Linked DNA regions of Homo sapiens: region 1 is linked to region 2. Evidence: chromatin loops called from intact Hi-C (ENCODE). Cell type or tissue: lower leg skin. All regions are shown on one strand. Links, peaks and the distances in the headings refer to the core of each region. The heading gives the core; the rest is flanking DNA.

Region 1 (9,788 bases), core at 2,332-7,331, 330 kb after region 2:
TATTTCTTGCTAAATGCTTTCTGTCAGTTCAATACTTTGATGTCAAAAATGCACACAAAAGAGACTATTTAAATAACATGGCCAAAAGATGAATATAGCAAAATTCTCAGACTAAACTGAAATGCCAAGAATTTTTTTGTTTGCAGCAGTCCTATTTACTGTCTAATCTATACGTTTTTCTGATTTAGATACCTAAATATCTAAACTTCTGTTTTAGTTTCCCCAAAAGCCTTAAGAGTTCCTTCATCAAGCCTTTGGTCCTCTAGCTCTGTCTTCCTCCAGCTATATAATTGTGTTCATATTCTGTTCCTCATCAGGACCACAGCTAAGGAAGAACTCCTCTTTGCTATTGGATGGTAGGGTTGATGAGCAGAAATCTGCTATTTAAATGTTTAATTTTTAACAAGATTATGAAGCATATAAAGAAACAGGAATATATAGCCCATACACAGGGATAAAAGGAGGCAAGAGAAACTGTCTCCAAGGAAGTCCATACATTGGACTTACTAGACAAAGATTTTAAATCGCCTATTTTTAATATATTTCAAAGAGCTAAAGGAAACCATGTCTGAAGAACTGAAGGGAAGTATGAGAATGATATCTCAGCAAATAAAGAATATCATCTTTGATACAAATTATAAAAAGGAATCAAATATAAATTCTGGAGTTAAAAATACAATAACTGAAGTAAAGATATACTATAAGTGTTCAGCAGCAAAGTTAAGTTGGCAGAAGGGAGAATCTGAATTTAAAGGTCAGTCAATTGAGATTCTTTTTTAAAAATTTTTATTTCTTTTCTAAATTAGAGATGGAGTCTTGCTATGTTGACCAGGCTGGTCTCCAACTCCTGGCCTCAAGCAAGCCTCCCATCTTGGCCTTCCAAAGTGCTGGGAGTACAGGCATGAGCCATGGCACCTGGTCGAGATTCTTGAGTTTGATAAAATCACACTGATAATTCCCAGGCAACCATGCCAAAATATATAGTAAAAAAAACAAGGGAATTAAAATGGTACATAGAAAATATTGATTTAACAGACCTCTTAAGGAGATACTATTTTTAAATTATTTTATAGATAAGGTAACAGACTTAGAGCAGTTCTACTGCTCAAGTACATAATAGAGTCAGACTCAGAAGCCCAGTCTGTCACCAAAATTCCTTACTATAGGCTTACAAGGGAGATAGATGAAATTCTCTGGTAGAACATAGAAATGGTTAAGCCCTATTATTTTAATAACCACCATTTACACATACCATACTCTTATGATTCTGTCAGATAAGGAATGGAAAGCTCAAGAACGGTCAGTGTCTTCCCAGAGTGATGGTTGCTAGTAAGTGGTAGAACTGGGATTTGAATGAAAGTATATAGGGTTCAAGGTTTTCTGTTGCCCATGATGTTTTGAGATGGCAACCTAAATATTATGTGGTTTTAGCCCACTCACAACTGGGTGAGCATAAGTAGTACAGCAGACCTTTTTCAGACATCTGACTTATCTTGCATGCTAGTAGTAATGCAAGAGGATAACACAAGCTTTATAGAAAAACAGCATTGAAATTTTCCTTTCCTGGTTTTGTAATTTACAGACATAAACTTCCTTATTTGTTTCCTCTTTCACAGAACATGAAGTAACCTGAAGTAACTCAGTGCTTTTAAATAAAACAACCACATAAAAAATTAGATGATATGTTTCTGATTTTACTTTATATCAACTGATAAATTCAACTACATATTAAGATATTTACAGTAATGTAAATACAGCCCAGTACTTGTTTTGATTTCTTGTAAAAAGCTACTTTCTCTTTGTAACCTGATTAGGCGTAGCTTGGGGTCTTCTGAAAAAGATAAACAAAAGCAAGGAGGCAGTCTGTTTTCTTCCAGTATCAGCAAAGAAAGACTGTAGAATTTCATGATTTAATTTTAAGACAACTCACATTTATCATCATCTTGATATTTATATCCTTGACTTTTACCAAAGTCTATTTTAGAAATGCCCGTTGCTCTCAGAAAAGAAGAGTTTGTTTTTCTAGGCTGCATTAAGGAAACTCAAGAGATTTCAGCAAAACTTTATTGCTGAAGAATCTGTGCCCCTCCTGGATCTAAATAAGGAGGGGACTGTTTAAAGTTCTTACTTTAGGGGAAATTACATCAAATGCTTAGGAAAATGACCCATTTTCCCTCCTAATTCATCATAATCTTCTTCTTCAAACAAGTTCTAGGACATTTACACTTTCCTGTAAGTAAATGTTCAGTGGAGCATTCCAGATTTCTAAGTTTCTGAATTTGTCCTTAGAATATTCCTTTTTTTTTCTTCACTATTTTGAGTATTTAACATTATGAGTTTGGGAGTTTAGGTTCCAAACTCAACTGATTTTAAGGATCAAGTAGATAAAATGAATAAAGAGGGCAGAGGTAATGTGTAAGGGAGTGTGTGGCCTAATAGCTACCTGGAAAGGACGTGGCTGCTTAAAGGCATTCAAATTCAATTGTTTAAAAATATTGTGGAGTCATTAAAACATATTGCTGGTCAAAGGTCCCATGGTTTCTCAGTTTCTCAATTACTACAGAATTATTCCCTTAGAAATTTGTGTCCAATAGTCAAAAAGTTTGGCTATTTTTTTAAGTATATTTGGATAAATTACCTACCAAGTTTTTGCATATTGGAGACCACCAAGGAGTTCATACTGCCAGATTAACTCACATTTATATAAACCTTGAAAGAATGCTTATCCTGCCATTTCTGAGCATTTATAAGTGAATTCTATCATTGATTAAGAAATTTATGGCCAAGCACAGCAGCTCATGCCTGTGATCCCAGCACTTTGGGAGGCCGAGGCAAGTGGATTACCTGAGGTCAGGAGTTTGAGATCAGCCTGGCCAACATAGTGAAACCTTGTCTCTACTTTAATAAATACAAAAATTACCCGGGTATGGTGGTATGCACCTGTAATCCCAGCTACTCGGGAGGCTGAGCCAGAAGAATCTCTTGAACCCAGGAGGTGGAGGTTGCAGTGAGCCGAGATAGTGCCGCTGCACACCAGCCTGGGCAACAGAGTAAGACTCCGTCTCAAAAAAAAAAAAAAAAAGGCATGGCTCTTCATAGAGGTCTCTTTGAATTGAAGTTTGTGCATGTCTGTTCACTTAAACAAGTGTAAAGAACATTCTTGTGTTTTGCTCATTTAAATGTAAAATGCTAGACAAGATACAGATGCATCTTCATCATACGTGCCCTTCTCAAACTGTTATGATACTTTTATGATTTGTTGTAAGCTTTAAATAGCTCTTTTTTTTTTTTTTTTTTTTTTTTCTGAGACAGTGTCTTACTCTGTTGCCCAGGCTGGAGTGTAGTGGCGCGATCATGGCTCACTGCAGCCTCAACCTCCCAGGCTCAGGCAGCCCTCCTACCTCAGCCTCCTGAATAGCTGGGACTACAGCCACATACCACCACACCTGGCTAATTTTTGTATTCTTTGTAGAGATGGAGTCTTGCTGTGTTGCCCAAGTTAGTCTTGAACTCCTGGGCTCAAGTGATACGCCCACCTAAGCCTCCAAAAGTGTTGAAATTGCAGGCATGAGCCACTGTACCCAGCACTAAATAGTTTTTACTTTACTTTAAATTTGTAAGAAATATATGCAGCTTTTGGATTGTATTTGCAATTCAGCTTTGACATAAAAATTGTCTACTTTAAGCTTTGAGATCTGTTTAATTGAAGAGAACCAGGAATAGTAAGGAAAGCAATTGAATTATTATTACTTGCAATTTATTGTCCATGTGAATCAACTTTTTTTCCTTACAATGCAACCAAAAGACACAATTTGGATATGGCTAATATAAGTTGGGTATCATTTATTACTCTTTAGTAAGAAGTCTTTTGATTGCAAATAACAATGACCCAACTCAAAGTAGCTTAGGCAAAACAGAGGAATTTGTTGGCTAAGGTAACCAAATCACAGAAAGGATGAGATGGTGCTTGCTCAAGAACTACCCAATTCAAGGACACTGTCCCTGTCCTCTGCCCACCATTCCCATCTTCACTTTGCCAAATTTCTCATCACTGCTTTTCTCTGTGAGTTGGTTTAATTCTTTCCTACTACAGATAGGCACTATCTGCTTGGTAGGAAGAATAACTTTGGTGGGAAGGATAGGCCATTTTTGGATTAATCTTTCAGCCTCTATCCCAGGGATGACCTAATTTAAGTCAAGGGACCACCTCCACCCAGTAATTAGGGGCAGAGGACAGTGGTTTGAGGTTCTGTCTTGCATATCTGCCTACCCTGCAAGTTTACCCCTGAGATCAGGACAGCAGGATCTGTTGCTAGAAGGAAGAAGAAGGCATGCAAGGTTATATATATTTTATGTCTTGGAATTCCACATAAAAGGATGCCACTACTGAAAATATTTGAAAATTACTGAATTAGAGTTTTATGAAATCAATTACTCCTTTAACTTGTATACGATTTTATAAATGTTATGTAACATCATTAGATTTCTCAGTCATGGGGCTCAAGTATAGGTTTATTCATTTTTTGTAATCATGCGAATTCTGATTGGTGTTATTATTTGTTGAACAGATATTTATTGAGCACTACCAGTATGCCAAACCCTATGCTCAACACAGAAGATGGAATGGTAAACAGACAGACCTGATGCCTCCCTTTATGGAACTTAAACAAAAAGAGGGACATACAAACAAATATCACCAGTATGAGGTTGTATGCTATGATCAGGAGTTATGAAGCAAAAAGACAATAGAGATATCCAAGTAGATGATTAAGTGAAGAGACTAAGGCTGATAAGAGTGAGCCAAACCATGGGAGAGAAAGCAGAGAGTAGTCAAGGCAGAAGAAAAGCCTGTGTGAAAGCTCAGAGGCAAAAAAGGAGTATTGGAGAAGCCAAAAACTGCATTGTAGAGAAGGTGTAATACGGAAGGAGAATGGGGAGTGAGTAATAAGTGAAGAAGCTGAAGAGGTATGCCAAGTTCAGATAATGTGGTCTGTAATGATTTTTTTAAAAGCCTTTTCCTAAATGTGATGAGTAGCCAGTGAACAGTGTAGAGCAGTCAAGTAAAATACACAATTTAGAAACATCCTCCTAGCTGCAGAGTGGAAATGAGTTGGTGAGAGGGAGAGTTGGATGCAGGGCAACAGAAGATTGCTGCAATAATCTGGATGAGACAGGATGGCCAGAGGGGAGTAGCTGTGGAGATCAGGAGGAGGGGTTGGGTTTGGTAAATATTTAAGAAGTGGAATCAATAAGATTTGGTAATTAACAGTATGTGGGGGACAAGGCAGAGGGAAAAGTAAATCTTCACTTCCAGGTTTCTGCCACAGGTTGGCAAGTGAATAGTGGCATCACACACTGAGGAACTCAAAAGAAAAGCAGATGGAAAAGAGAATGATTCAGTCTAAGAGGCAATTTGATGCACAGGTTAGAAAGTCAGAGGAGGGAAGTAGTGTCTGGTCAAAATATAAGTCAGTCTGATAAAAATTTAAAACAACAACAATGAAACAATGGCATTGACCCAGAATGCTATTGCAAGATCTTGTGAAGAATATACGCATAGCCCTGATCTTGTCTGTCTGTGCAATTCTATTTGACAGATGTTTGTTGGATACTGTTATGCAAGATGTAAGAAGAGTTTTTTGTGTTTTTGAGACAGGGTCTTGCTCTGTCACCCAGACTAGAATGCAGTGGTGCGATCTCTGTTCACTGCAACCTCCACCTCCCGGGTCCAAGCAATTCTCCTAACTCAACCTCCCAAGTAGCTGGGATTACAGATGCCTGCCACTGCGCCCGGCTAATTTTTGTATTTTTAGTAGAGATGGGGTTTCACCATCTTGGCCAGGCTGGTCTTGAACTCCTGACCTTGTGATCCACCTGCCTTGGCCTCCCAAAGTGCTGGGATTACAGGCGTGAGCCACCATGCCTGGCCAGAAGAGTTTTTAAAACTTAGAAATTATTTTTTAAATTAATTTTTAAAATTTTTATTTTATTTAAAAAAAAAATTTAAGGCTGGGCATGGTGGCTCACACCTGTAGTCCCAGCACTTTAGGAGGCTGAGGCAGATGGATCACTTGAGGTCAGGAGCTTGAGACCAGCCTGACCAACATGGTGAAACCTCATCTCTACTAAAAAAAAAAAAAAACCCACAAAAATTAGTTGTGCATGGTGGTGCAAGCCTGTAATCCCAGCTATTCAGGAGGCTGAGCCAGGAGAATCACTTGAACCCGGGAGGCAGAGGTTGCAGTGAGCCTGATCGCACCACTACACTCCAGCCTAGGTGACACAGCGCGACTCCTTTTCAAAAAAAAAAAAAAAAATTTAATTATTGTGGGTATATAGTAGGTATATATATATATATATATTTGTGAGGCACATGAGATGTTTTGATACAGGCATGCAATGTGAAATAAGCACATCATGGGGAGTAGGGTATCCATCCCCTCAAGCATTTGTCATTTGAGTTACAAACAATCCAATTACACTCTTAAGATATTTTAAAATGTACAATTATTATTGACTATAGTCACCCTATTGTGCTATCAAATAGTAGGTCTTATTCTATTTTTTTGTACCCATTAGCCATCCCTACCTCCTCCTCAACCCCTACTACCCTTTAAAAATTAAAAAATCATGTCAGTCTGAATAATTACATTTTGTTTTGTTTTGTTTTTGAGACAGAGTCTCGCCCTGTCACCCAGGCTGGAGTGCAGTGGCACGATTTTGGCTTACTGTAGCCTCCCTCCCAGGTTCTAGCAATTCTTATGCCTCAGGCTCCCAAATAATTGGGACTACGGATGGGCACCACCACGCCCAGCTAATTTTTGTATTTTTGGTAGAGACGGGGTTTCACCTTGTTGGTGAGGCTGGTCACAAACTCTTGTCCTCAGGTGATCCTCCTGATCCCAAAGTGCTGGGATTACAGGTGTGAGCCACCGCACCCAGCCAATTACATTGTTGAAGTCAAAGAAAATATAGAGATGAATCTCTAAATTAAAAATGTTTTATTTGGAAAACAAGAATTGCATTTTGGGACAGATTGGGTGATCTTCAGTATGTACAAAGAACAAAGAGAAGGTTGGCACTAGTAAAGTTTTGAGGAGCTGGCAAGCTGTGATTGGTGACAGCAGTGGGTAGTTAGTCTTAGAGTCACAACAGATTGTTTCGGCAGCTATTAGATAATACTGGTTTCAGGTTACCACAGGCAGTTTCAGCAGCGGGCTTGCAGAGAATTACATTCATGGAGCAACATTATATGCCCTAAGTGCTTTTTCCTCCTGGCCCCTCAATTGATTTAGTTGGATATGACAAGAATGACCCAATTTTTATAATCAACTTTCACAACATATTATTTTTTTCATCATAATAAAGGTGACCCAATTAAGATAAATGCCTCATTCTCTACTTCACTCTCAAAATGTTTCTTTGGTGCTTTCCCTCTTACACAACTGGAGTCTGCTTTTGTAGCTCAGACCCTTCTCAGTTTGATTCATTTCAATAATCATTTATTAGAGGCCTCTGCTAAGGGTAGGATAAAGGGAAGAAAGTGCTGCCTGTTCTCAAGGAATTAAGGGTCTTTTGGGAAAATCTGACATGTATATAAATGGTTTCAATATAGTGTTTTAAATACTGTGATGGGGAGTTTGTAAAAATTGTTTTCAAGCTCTTTGGTTCTATTTTTGGGACAATTTTTATTCTGATCGTTGGCTTTTTAATCAAAGTCTATATAAATATTTATGCAATCTGCCTTCTAATCACAAACCATGTTGAGACAGTACTACCCAGAATTGCTTTGAACTTCATTTCTAGATGCCATCATTGGTTCAGACAATTGCAATTTAAGGCAGGGGGCTGGAGCAAATCATAGGGTTATCATCCACTTCCCGTGCTTTGAATTCCAACTGTTTCTTAATTTTTGTATCTCCTGCATTAACTCTATGCACACTAGCAATAATCCACCCAGGCCAGAAGGCCTCCAGCTATCTTACCCACCAGAAAATGAGTTCATGTGCAGGTTAATGAGTATCACAGCCTTGCAGAGGTGGTAATTAAAATTCAGGGAATTCTGGGTGTTGGATAGCTGAAAAAGATATTTTAAGATTAATCTCCATTGAAAGTGGCTTCTATTCCTCAGGGATCTAGAACTAGAAATACCATTTGACCTAGCCATCCCATTACTGGGTATATACCCAAAGGATTATAAATCATGCTGCTATAAAGACACACGCACACGTATGTTTATAGCGGCATTATTCACAATAGCAAAGACTTGGAACCAACCTAAATGTCCAACAATGATAGACTGGATTAAGAAAATGTGGCACATATACACCATGGAATACTATCCAGCCATAAAAAATGATGAGTTCATGTCCTTTGTAGGGACATGGATGAAGCTGGAAACCACCATTCTCAGCAAACTATCGCAAGGACAAAAAACCAAACACCGCATGTTCTCACTCATAGGTGGGAATTGAACAATGAGAACACATGGACACAGGAAGGGGAACATCACACATCGGGGACTGTTGTGGGGTGGGGGACGGGGGGAGGGATAGCATTAGGAGATATACCTAATGCTAAATGACGAGTTACTGGGTGCAGCACACCAACATGGCACATGTATACATATGTAACAAACCTGCACGTTGTGCACATGTACCCTAAAACTTAAAGTATAATAATAATAAAATAAAAAAAAGAAAGTGGCTTCTGATCACTTGGGCCTCCTCTCACCTACTTAAATAAGATTCAATCCATGATTGGCAATAATACCCATACAGCACATAGAAGAATATTGTGAAAACGCTAAGGAAGAGCTAGTTGAGTCAGTTTTGTAAAGCACTTGGAACTCAGTAAGCCGTTAGTAAATGTCAGTTGCCTGTGTTAACCATCATTATCATTTAAGTATTTAAGTGGAAGAGAAGGGGGGAAGGACATTCTAGGCCAAGAGAATAACTTATTTGGGAACATGAAAGTGAATGTCATTTTCCAAAATGACTCAGTATAGTTGGGAAGTAGAGTATAATGCAGAGAACAGTGATGAGAGATGGTGCTAATGAGAGAGAGTTATGTTGGGACCAGATTGTAAAGAATCTTCAATGCCTGCTAAAGAATTTCTACTTTGCAAAATATACAGTGGGAGCCATTGAAAAAAATTTTGTGGAATTTTTTTTCCCTAATATGTTATTCAGGTTTTCTTTATGCTTTTTTATGAAAAATTTCCAACATACACTGAAGGAAAAAAAAAAGGCAGTATAATGACCCCCACGTACTCATTATCCAGCTTTAACCATTATCAATATGTGGCCAATGCATTGATGATTTTAAAGCAAGGCAAGAAAGACTAACATTATACCACATCCTTTACCTTTATCCTTTATCTTCACTATGTCCTGTGGAGTATGTGGTACTCCCACTTTCCCTAATTATAAATGAGAAAATCATTAACATGATAAAGTAAGTAAAAGCTCTGGGATTCTAACCCACATCCAACTGATTTCAGAGCTCAAGGTCATTCCTGTCTTGCATCTAAAGTAGAGCGTGATTCCCCGTTGAAAACAGCTGCTGATCCATCTACAGTAACAGTACCTATTGGTGCTCTTGACCCTATTCAGGATGGTAGGCTTCTCTGCCTGCAGCCACTCTCCTTCCAGAGGGTCACCAGAATCTAAGTCCACATAAATGCTCAACCTAGTCAGCTAAAGTAACTGTGCAGTTCAGTAGTTTTCAAAGTATGGTCCCAGGCCAGTGGCAAGTTGTTAGAAAATGCAGACTCTTAGGGCCCATCT
Region 2 (9,788 bases), core at 2,805-7,804:
AATTATTATTTCCTTGAGCACCTACTATGTGCCAAGCACTGTGCTAAGGTGTTCTAATGCATACCTCATTTAATCCTCATAGCAATTCTGGAGGTATTATTACTCATATTTTACAGGCAGGGAAACTGAGGCACAGAAATGAAGTGACTTGTTCAAGGTCACACAGCTGGTAAGTGGCAGACCTGAGATTTGAAGCCAGGTGGTCTGACTCCAGAATCCAAGTACCCCTGAAGCGTGGGTTTGTAACACTTTCCACACCATACCCTGCTTCCTCCTCTTCATAACAATCCCAGGAGCTTGGTGTTACCAGTCCATTTTACAGATGAGGAAACTGAGGCTCAGGGAGATTAGCTTGCTCTGGGTCACTCAGCTAGTGGGACATCACACTAAAGATGGGAGTGGGGATGGGAGTGATGCTCAGGATGGTGTCAGGACAGTGCCTGGTACACAGTTGGTGTCTCATCAATGTCAGTGTTCCTCCTAACTGTCACTCTCCTTCCCTTTTTCCCTTTTATCGCCTAAAATCTGGCTGGTGGACAGGGACCTCTGACTCCCTCATCTCTGAAACCTCCTGGATCTGCTGTCCCCAGATACAAACCAGCTCCTCCTCTCAGCCCCCATTGTGGCTTTTTATTCAACAATTACTGTGCCAGGTTGTGTGCTAGGCACTGAGGGTGCACTGGAACAACATTCCAGACAGTGCAGGCCTTGTGGAGTTGGTAATCTAGTGGGAAACACGGACATCAAACAAATAGTCACACAAATTTCATACATAGTTGCATATTGTGTTAACTGCTAAGAAGGAAAAGTCAAGAACTGGATGAAAGACTGTCATGGGGAAAGAGGCCATCTAATTTAAACTGAGAGATCTGGGAAGGCTTCCCAGAGGAAGAGACATTTAAGCTGAACCAGGAGAAGGAGTTAGACTTAGCCAGGTGAAGGTAAGGGGAAGAGAATCCTAGGCAGAAAGTACACTGAGGCCCCAAGACAGGACAGGTCTTCCCTTCACTGTCAATGTTCTTGAGAGAGGTGACAATTCTTGGACTCTTCTCTGCAGTGCCCTGCCCACCTATCCGGTCTCAGCTCCTGTAGCAACTACAAGACGGCCCTGCCAAGTATCCAGTGACCTCCATGTCTCTGAAGCAATGCACACATCTTAGTCACTCCACCGGACACTTTCAAAATTCCCCATGTGGGCTGTACAGCTCCCTTCCTTGTTCTTCCTCCACTTCACACTCTTCCCTAGGTAGCTCTGTCTCTGTCCTCCCCAGGGTTCTGCCCCACCCTTTTCTTGCTCACTCTGCACGTTCTCCCTGGGGAAGGCACTCATTCTCCTTATTCTCCTTTTATTCAGCAAATGTTGGATTTCCACTATCTGCCAGGATTAAGGAACAATTTTTTAAACAACAACAGCAAAAACAAAGAAAATTGTAAAGGAAAATATTAATAAGCTCAGAGTAATAAAAAGTTATGTTTGTACAAAAACACTAAAAAAGGAAAAAAGCAAGAAGACAGACTACCGACTGGAGATTATTGCAATGCATGTAACAAAGGATTATTATCCAGTATATAAAAATAACTCCTATACGTCAATAGGAAAAAGCTAAACAACCTAACAGAAAAATGATTGAAAGACATGAACAGGCATTTCACAGAAAAGAAAGCAATTATGGCCAATACACATAAGAAAATATGTTCAACCTGACTATCAACCAGGGAAATCTAAATTAAAACCAAATGAAATGATACCATTTCATGCATATCTGATTATCAAACTTTTTAAAGTTTGATAATTGGTTTGGTTGAAACCAATTCCATTCCTCCATTGCCCTAGACACACTTCTACATGTGGCCAGAGGGTACCCTACTGGACAGCAGATATAGGATATTTCCGTCATCACAGGAAGTTCTAAAGCATTTAAAACACTGACTACTTCATTATCTAACACTGAATGTGCTGCGTTTTCTCACATACAGAAGTGCTCCTGATTCTGCTGATTCTACTCAATTAAAACAAAATTGGCTTGGCTTCAACCAATAATTGGTTATTCAGCAAACGTTGAAACCAATTATTTGGTTGAAACCAAACGCACTTTGTTTGAATTGGCAGGAATTTTTACATACTGCTGGGAACACAACCAAGTTGAAGAACAATCTGTCAATATCTAGGAAAAGTGAAAATGCATAGCTTAAAACTGAACCATTCCACTTCAAGGCATATAATCAGGAGAAACCCCTGCACATGTATAAAGATGTACATCACAGCACTGTATCTTTTTATTTTTATTTATTTATTTATTTATTTATTTTTTGAGATGGAGTCTGTCTCTGTTGCCCAGGCTGGAGTGCAGTGGCATGATCTCGGCTCACTGCAACCTCCGCCTCCTGGGTTGAAGTGATTCTCCTGCCTCAGCCTCCCAAGTAGCTGGGATTACAGGTGCCCACCACCACGTCGGCTAATTTTTGTATTTTTAGTAGAGACGGGGTTTCACCATGTTGGCCAGGCTAGTCTCAAACTCCTGACCTCAGGCGATCCACCCGCTTCAGCCTCCTAAAGTGCTGAGATTACAGGCGTTAGCCACCATGCCAGCCTCTTCCCTTCATTATTAAGTATAGTTGTCTTCTAAGAAAGTGGAAAGGCCTGAGAAGAAAGTAGTTGAGCCTGAAAGACCTAGAAAAGCCTATTTATTATTAGAAGAAAATGTGGATGTAACAAAGCTCATTGGGAGGGCTGGACAGTGAAAGATGTAAGCTTGGCTTATGTGAGAGATGTGAGACTCATCCTCACCCACCATATGTGGGAGCGCTTCTGTGAGTGAGAAAATGCAGCACATTCATTATTAGATAATGAAGTAGTCAGTATTTTAAATGCTTTAGAACTTTTGGTGATGATGGAAATATCCTATATCTGCTGTCCAGTAGGGTAGCCTCTGGCCACATGTAGAAATGTGTCTAGGGCAACGGAGGAATGGAATTTTTAACTCCAAATTAATTTACGTTTAAATGTAAATAGCCTTATGTGACTAACAGATATCATATTTGATAGTGTAGTTTTATACTGTGCAGAAATCATTGCTGAGTGTTAATAGTTTTAAAAATTTTAATGGCATTTGGGGAAAATTAGGGTCTTAGGATGAGCTGGTGACACATTTTTCCTTTTTAAATTTCTGGGAATATAAGCTTTCACTATTCACAAATTTGTTATCAGAAATAAATTATATTCTTTTTTTTTTTTTTTGTCAGAGTCTCGCTCTGTCACCAGGCTGGAGTGCAGTGGCACAATCTCGGCTCACTGCAACCTCTGCCTCCTGGATTCAAGCGATTCTCCTGCCTCAGCCTCCCAAGTAGCTGGAACTGCAGGCACGCGCCACCGTGCCCAGCTAATTTTTGTATTTTTAGTAGAGATGGGGTTTCACCATGTTGGCCAGGATGGTCTTGATCTCTTGACCTCGTGATCCACCTGCCTTGGCCTCCCAAAGTGCTGGGATTATAGGAATGAATTATATTCTAACAGTAAAAGTGACTGTATGTTCTTAAATGGAATACTATATAGCAGACAAAAAATAAACTTGAGCAACCACATCAAGAAGGCTAAAATCACACAAGCATAATGTGACCAAAAAAGAAATATATAGGATACACACAGTATGAGACTATGCACATAAAGTTTTAATTATTGTATATTTCTATACAATAATGTAGAAATCATACAAAGGCATGTGTAAGAATGACCACCAGGGTAGAGGTCACCTTTGAGGAAAAGGAAGGGGTGAGATTGTGTGGGATCTATGCTGCTTTCTATTTCCCTCCTGACTCCCCAGCTCCCTAGCACACTCTGCAAAGACAAAGAGGATGGGCAGGGCCAGCACACAGAGGAGCCACCTCCCCTCCAAAGCCTTCTCTGGCTACCTCTCTGCCAGTCAGGGCTGAGGCCTCCTCTGGGCTCCCAAGTCCAAGTGTTGGCCTTTGTAACACCCTGATCACTCTGGCCTGGTGTTGTTTTTCTTCACACTTCTCCTCCACCAGCCAAGGAGTTTTTCCAGGGCATAATTCTTTGGAGATTTAAAGTCATCATCATCACTCATTTATTCTCTGACACCTGCTATGTGCCTAGGCCCGGGGAAGAAAAAAGATGAGTTGTTCATGGCTAGTGTCCTTCAGAAATGCCCAGTGTGGAGGAGAACAGACCAGAACCTGGTGGGCATTGGGCCAGAGAGACATGAAGATACATAGGAGCTCTGAGGGACCCCCAGCCCACCCAGCCCTAGAGCAGGGAGAACAGGGGTGGTTAAGGCACAAGTTGTGTCTTAGGCTGTGTTCAAGAACAACTAGAATTGTTTGGGTAAAGTAGGAGGAAGATGTTCCTGTTTACAAGAGGGGACAGCTTGTGAAGACCAGGAGGTGGGGTTGATCATGGCCAACTCTGAGAACCTCAAGAAGTTCAGTCCTACTGGGCAGTCCAGTGGAAGAGGGGAGTGGCATAAGAGAGCTGTAGAGAGGGCAGGGACCAGTCCTTTCAGGGTCTCGATGCCAGGCTGGGAAGCTTGGTTTATCCTGAGGGCAATGGGAACCATGGTAGGATTTAAGCAGGGTGGGACCTGGGGAGAGGCCCAGAGGTGTGTTTTAGAAAGCTGACTTATGCTGGCTGATGTGCAGAGGCAGTGGGTCGGTGAGGAGGCTGGGCCAGTAGTCCAGGCAGGTGGCCAGGGCAGTGGGGATGGAGGAGGAGTGATATATGGGAGATGATTAGAAGGTGGATTTGAGAACTTTTCTTTTGAGATGGGGGTCTGGTTCTGTTGCCCAGGCTGGAGTGCAGTGTCACAATCTCTGCTCACTGCAACCTCTGCCTCCCGGGCTCTGGTGATCCTCCCACCTCAGCCTCCCGAGAAGTAGCTGGGACTACAGATGCATGCCACCATGCCTGGCTAATTTTTATTTTTTTATTTTTTTAATTTTTTTGGTAGAGATAGGCTTTTGCCGTGTTGCCCAGGCTGGTCTTGAACTCCTGGGCTCAAGTGATCCTCCCACCTCGGCTTCCCAGAGTGGTAGCATTACAGGCATGAGCCACCACACCTGGCCTTGAGGGCTTTTTAAGGAGGTAGAATCAGCAGAATCAGGCAGATTGGATGCGAATGTGAGGGAGAGAGAGGGGATTCTCAGTTTGGGTTCCTCCAGAAGCTGATCCTGAGGCAAACATTTAAGTACAAATCATTTATTTCAGAGGTGATCCAGGGAAAAGAAGAAAGCCATGGTGGCTGCCGAGCAGGTCATCACTGTGGGTCAGTCCTGTGGGGAACCCGTGGGAGACTGCGCAGAACCTGCCACAGGGAGGTCCCACCCAAAAGGCAAGGAAACTGGAGCAGTTGGTCACCAACTCCAGCTGTCATCGGTTAAAGGCTGATCCTCAAACTTTCTGGCACTTCTGGCCAAGTGTGCTCCAAAGGCCAGAGAAACCCCAGGGCAGAAACCCAGGGTCCCACAGTGAGAAGCTGCAGAGGTGTGGGGATGAGAGTGCTAAGTGGCACAGGCAGCCCCCAGCCTTGGTGTCCCTGTGGGTCCTCTCAGGGCCGGGGCTGCTCTTTCAGCCCCAGCCATAGCCCTAGAACCCCCAGCCCCCTTCCTGAGGCCCAGGAGGGGCGTAGGAGGCACAGCATCTGCTGCAGGATGAAAGGAGCCCTGTCTGTTCCCTGTAGGCTGAGCTCTGGTTCTCCCAGCTGGGTGGAGGAGGGACTCTGTGTAGGAGTTGGGGAAGTGGGGGTGGGTTTCAACCTGATGGCCCTGCCTGCACCCCAGTGTTCTCTCCTCAGCACTCCACCTTTCTCACTGGTCCTCCTGCTGTCCCTGGGTCCTCCTGGGTATGCAGAGCCCTGGTTTCCATGGAGACTGTGCTCTGACCTCTGGAAATGCTCCCTCTGACCAGCTTAGCCAGGCCGCCTGATCCCCATACTCACATCAAGGCAAAGGAACTTGGCAGCTCTTTAATAAAACCAAATCCTGTTGCCCAGGAGCTTCATGTTTGGGCCTCTAGGCCATAGGGTGGGTGAAGTCACTTCTACTCTCTTTAAGATGGAGCCATCAGTTAAAGGAGGGAAGAGATGCCCAGGAGTGGAACTGTAGGGGGCAGCCAGAGCAGTAAGAGCAGGAGCAGGTCAGTGCCGTGTCACTCAGGCCAAGGGAAGATGGGCCTGGAAGAAGGAGGGAGGCCACAGGCTCAGAGCTGGGCCTGGGAGCCAGGCCCCACCCCCACTGGCCCCAGGAGAGGTCAAGGAGCCCTTGGTTAAACTGTGTCCGGCAGCTAATTTGCTTCCTCCTGTTCCGCTCCCTCCCAGCTTCAGCCATGGCCTCACAATCCTTAGCAGCTGGCAGGTGCCCAGCAAGATCCGGCACTGGATGAGCCATATCTGGCATTTCCAACAACTTTTGAGATATCCCCTCCCCCTGTCAGCCCCTGGCCTTGGTGTCCCTGTGGCCTCCTCTCAGGGCCGGGGCTGCTCTTTTAGCCCCAGCCATAGTCCTAAGACCCCAGCCTCCTTCCTGAGGTCCAGGAGCCCCCACATGGCTCCCCTTTGCCCTGTCAGTCCACCAGCCACAGCTAGCCCTTGTTCTGAACAGGAGAACCTCTTCCTGGAACTTGCCTCTTTCTCATTCCCACCACATTCCAGCTGCCCAACCAAGTGTTGATTCACAAATTCATGAGCCAGGAATCCTGCCCTGGCAGCTCTTAGTCAGGGCTCTGGATTCCTCTCTTGCCTCTAAGCACACTGATGGGACACTCCATTTAGCTCCCTCCTACCAGACCCATGCCCACCAGCGCTGCTCCTGGTACAAATGTTTGTTTGTTTACTTATTTATTTTCAAAACGGAGTCTTTCTCTGTTGCCCAGGCTGGAGTGCAATGGCATGATCTTGGCTCACTGCAACCTCCTTCTCCTGGGTTCAAGCAATTCTCCTGCCTCAGCCTCCTGAGTAGCTGGGATTACAGGAGTGTTCCACCACACCCGGCTAATTTTTTGTATTTTTAGTAGAGACAGGGTTTCACCATGTTGGCCAGGCTGGTCTTGAACTCCTGACCTTGTGATCCACCTGCTTCGGCTTCCCAAGGTGCTGGGATTACAGGCGTGAGCCATCATGCCTGGCTATAAATGTTAACATACTTTCTGGCAGTATATAAAGGAGCATAGTGCCTATGTCAGAGGAGGTGATAGTCCACAGAGATCTGCTGCTCACACTACCTGTGGAGCCCTGTGACCTCTGCAACACTGCCTGCTGCCCTTGGGACTGTAGGGACACTGAGAGGGTGATGAAACCAACACATGGAACAAAAAGCCAAGTTAGGCCGGGCGCGGTGGCTCACGCCTGTAATCCCAGCACTTTGGGAGGCCGAGGCAGGCGGATCACCTGAGGCCAGGAGTTCAAGAACAGCTTGGCCAACATGGCAAAACCCCGTCTCTACTGAAAACACACACAAAAAATTAGCCAGGCGTGGTGGCTGGTGCCTGTAATCCCAGCTACTGGGGAGGCTGAGGCTGGAGAATCGCTTGAAACCAGAAGGTGGAGGCTGCAGTGAGCTGAGACTGCGCCATTGCACTCTAGTCTGGGCAGCAAGAGCGAAACTCCATTTCAAAATAGAATAAAATAAAATAAAATTTAAAAAAGCCAAGTTAATGTGAGTCAACCCTTGGGAGTGGGGCAATTCTTTCACTTGGTACCAACAGATCCCTGTCCATTTTAAAACAGATTTACTGAATCTGAGATTCAAGCAGACATTATTGTCTAGTAAATAGTCTAAACTATGTTCATAATGAAGAAAAAGTTGGTGTTTTCATTTATTTCAGCTCTTTAAGAAATCAACAAATCAAAACTGAAATATTGGAAATGACCTGTCTATTCATAGGGAACTGGTTAAATAAATCATGGTTGTTAAAACAGAACAGGGGAGTTTTTATGTAGAAAGACCTTTAAGAAAACTTCAGGGCCAGGCATGGTGGCTCATGCCTGTAATTCCAGCACTTAGAGGCCAAGGCAGGGGGATCGCTTGAGCCTGGGAGTTCAAGAGCAGCCTGGGCAACATAGTGAGACCCTGTCTCTAAAAAAATAGAATAAAATAGCCAGGCGTGATGGCTGACACCTGTAATCCCAGCACTTTGGAGGCCAAGGCAGGGGGATCACAAGGTCAGGAGTTCAAGACCAGCCTGGCCAACATGGTGAAACCTTGTCTCCACTAAAAATTATACAAAAATTAGTTGGGCATGGTGACACATGCCTGTAGTCCCAGCTACTCAGGAGGCTGAGGCAGGAGAATCACTTGAACTCGGAAAGTGGAGGTTGTGGTGAGCCTAGATCGCACCGCTGCACTCCAGCCTGGGCGACAAGAGCGAGACTCTGAATCAAAACAAAAACAACAACAAAAACACCAAAAAACAAACAAACAAAAATTAGCTGGGTGTGGTGGCACGCGCCTGTAGTCCCAGCTACAGGGGAGGCTGAGGCAGAAAAATTGCTTGAACCCGGGAGAGATAGTGCCACTGCACTCCGGACTGGGGGACAGAGGGAGACTCCATCTCAAAAAAAAAAAAAAAAAAAAAAAGAATAAAATAAAAATAAATTTAAAAAGGAATTTTCAGAAGAAAGCTAGGTGTAGAAATATGTATGTAGTAGTATGCAAACTTTTGTGTATGAAGGAAGAAAAAAAACACTACTTTTAGGATTTGTATATACATATAGTTACCTGGAAACATAAAGAAGCAACCACTGACTGGGTTACTTATTAGGGCCAATAACAGGGAGATCCTTCACTGTTTACCTTTTTTTGTTTGTTTGTTTGAACCAAGTGAATACATTATTTAGTTGAAAATTAAATGAAAAAGAAACAGATCACTTTTAAAAATCAAGATGTCACATTTAGTAAAGGTGCCCCAAATGTTGAGGCGTGACAAGGTTCCAATGATGAGAAAAATGGAATGTTTTTATCAACAAAGATTGATATAGGGATTTACTGTTTTCTAAGTAGTTGTGCATAAATTTAGACATTAACTTTCTTCAGCCTGGGCAACATGGCAAAAACCCATCTCTACAAAAAAAAAAAAATACAAAAATTAGCTGGGCATGGTGGCACATGCCTGTAGTCCCAGCTACTCAGGAAGCTGAGGTGGGAGGATCACTTGAGCCTGGGAGATTAAGGCTGCAGTGAGCTGAGATCGTGCCAATACAATCCAGCCTGGGTGACAGAGACCCTGTCTCAAAAAAAAAAAAAAAAGAAAAAAAGATATTAACCTTCTTAAGCCTTATTAGGGACAGTTGATTATTTCAATTTTTCAGAGGGGGAAACTGAGGCTCAGAGAGGTCAGTGGTCTTGCCCAAGGCTCCCCCATCTGTAAGTAAAGGAGCTGGTCCTGGATGGAATCTGGGAGCCCGACCACAGGAACAAAGGAGAGCGCAGAACAGAGTCCACCCAGGAAGACCCCTGGGCTAATGCAGGGGTTCAAGCACACCCTGGGCAGGGACAGGCCTAAGTTGAATTCTGGCTCTTCCACTCATAGCTGTGTGGCCAAGCCAAGTTCCTTTCATTCTCAGAGCTCTGGTCACCTGTACAACGGGGATAATAATTCTGTCCTCCCAAGTGGTTTGAGTTTTAACTGGAATAGTGTATGTAAAACTCTCAGTACAGTGCCTGCCACAAACAATCAAAATTTCTAACTGTTGAAGTGTTTTCTTTAAATAACAGAACGAGATTGTTGTTGTTGTTGTTGTTGTTGAGATGGAGTCTCACTCTGTCACCCAGGATGGAGT

The links. A loop is a pair of places that touch in the nucleus more often than their neighbours do. Peaks named below come from ENCODE experiments on the same cell type or tissue, not always from the same donor. Only the 100,000 strongest peaks of a DNase experiment are listed, where the experiment ranks them.
Region 1: a loop joins it to region 2, with 6 times the contacts of the local background. A loop is called at or near these places in 1 of 110 quality-filtered maps.

Annotation. Positions count from the first base shown.
Region 1 is chr11:72,927,626-72,937,413 of GRCh38, reverse strand. All of the region lies in intron 8 of FCHSD2 (FCH and double SH3 domains 2), which reads left to right. Among named protein-coding and RNA genes, the nearest start is that of ATG16L2, 120 kb to the right of the region's middle. In lower leg skin, for the core only: no CTCF peak of the experiment used is centred there; no DNase peak of the experiment used is centred there.
Region 2 is chr11:73,254,398-73,264,185 of GRCh38, reverse strand. It overlaps LOC105369382 (a long non-coding RNA gene), which reads right to left. Exons shown (of 3, transcript XR_950296.3): 3 at 5,197-6,185. Among named protein-coding and RNA genes, the nearest start is that of P2RY6, 13 kb to the left of the region's middle. RefSeq lists an enhancer at 1-136. In lower leg skin, for the core only: no CTCF peak of the experiment used is centred there; DNase peaks (open chromatin) are centred at 4,705, 5,685 and 6,405.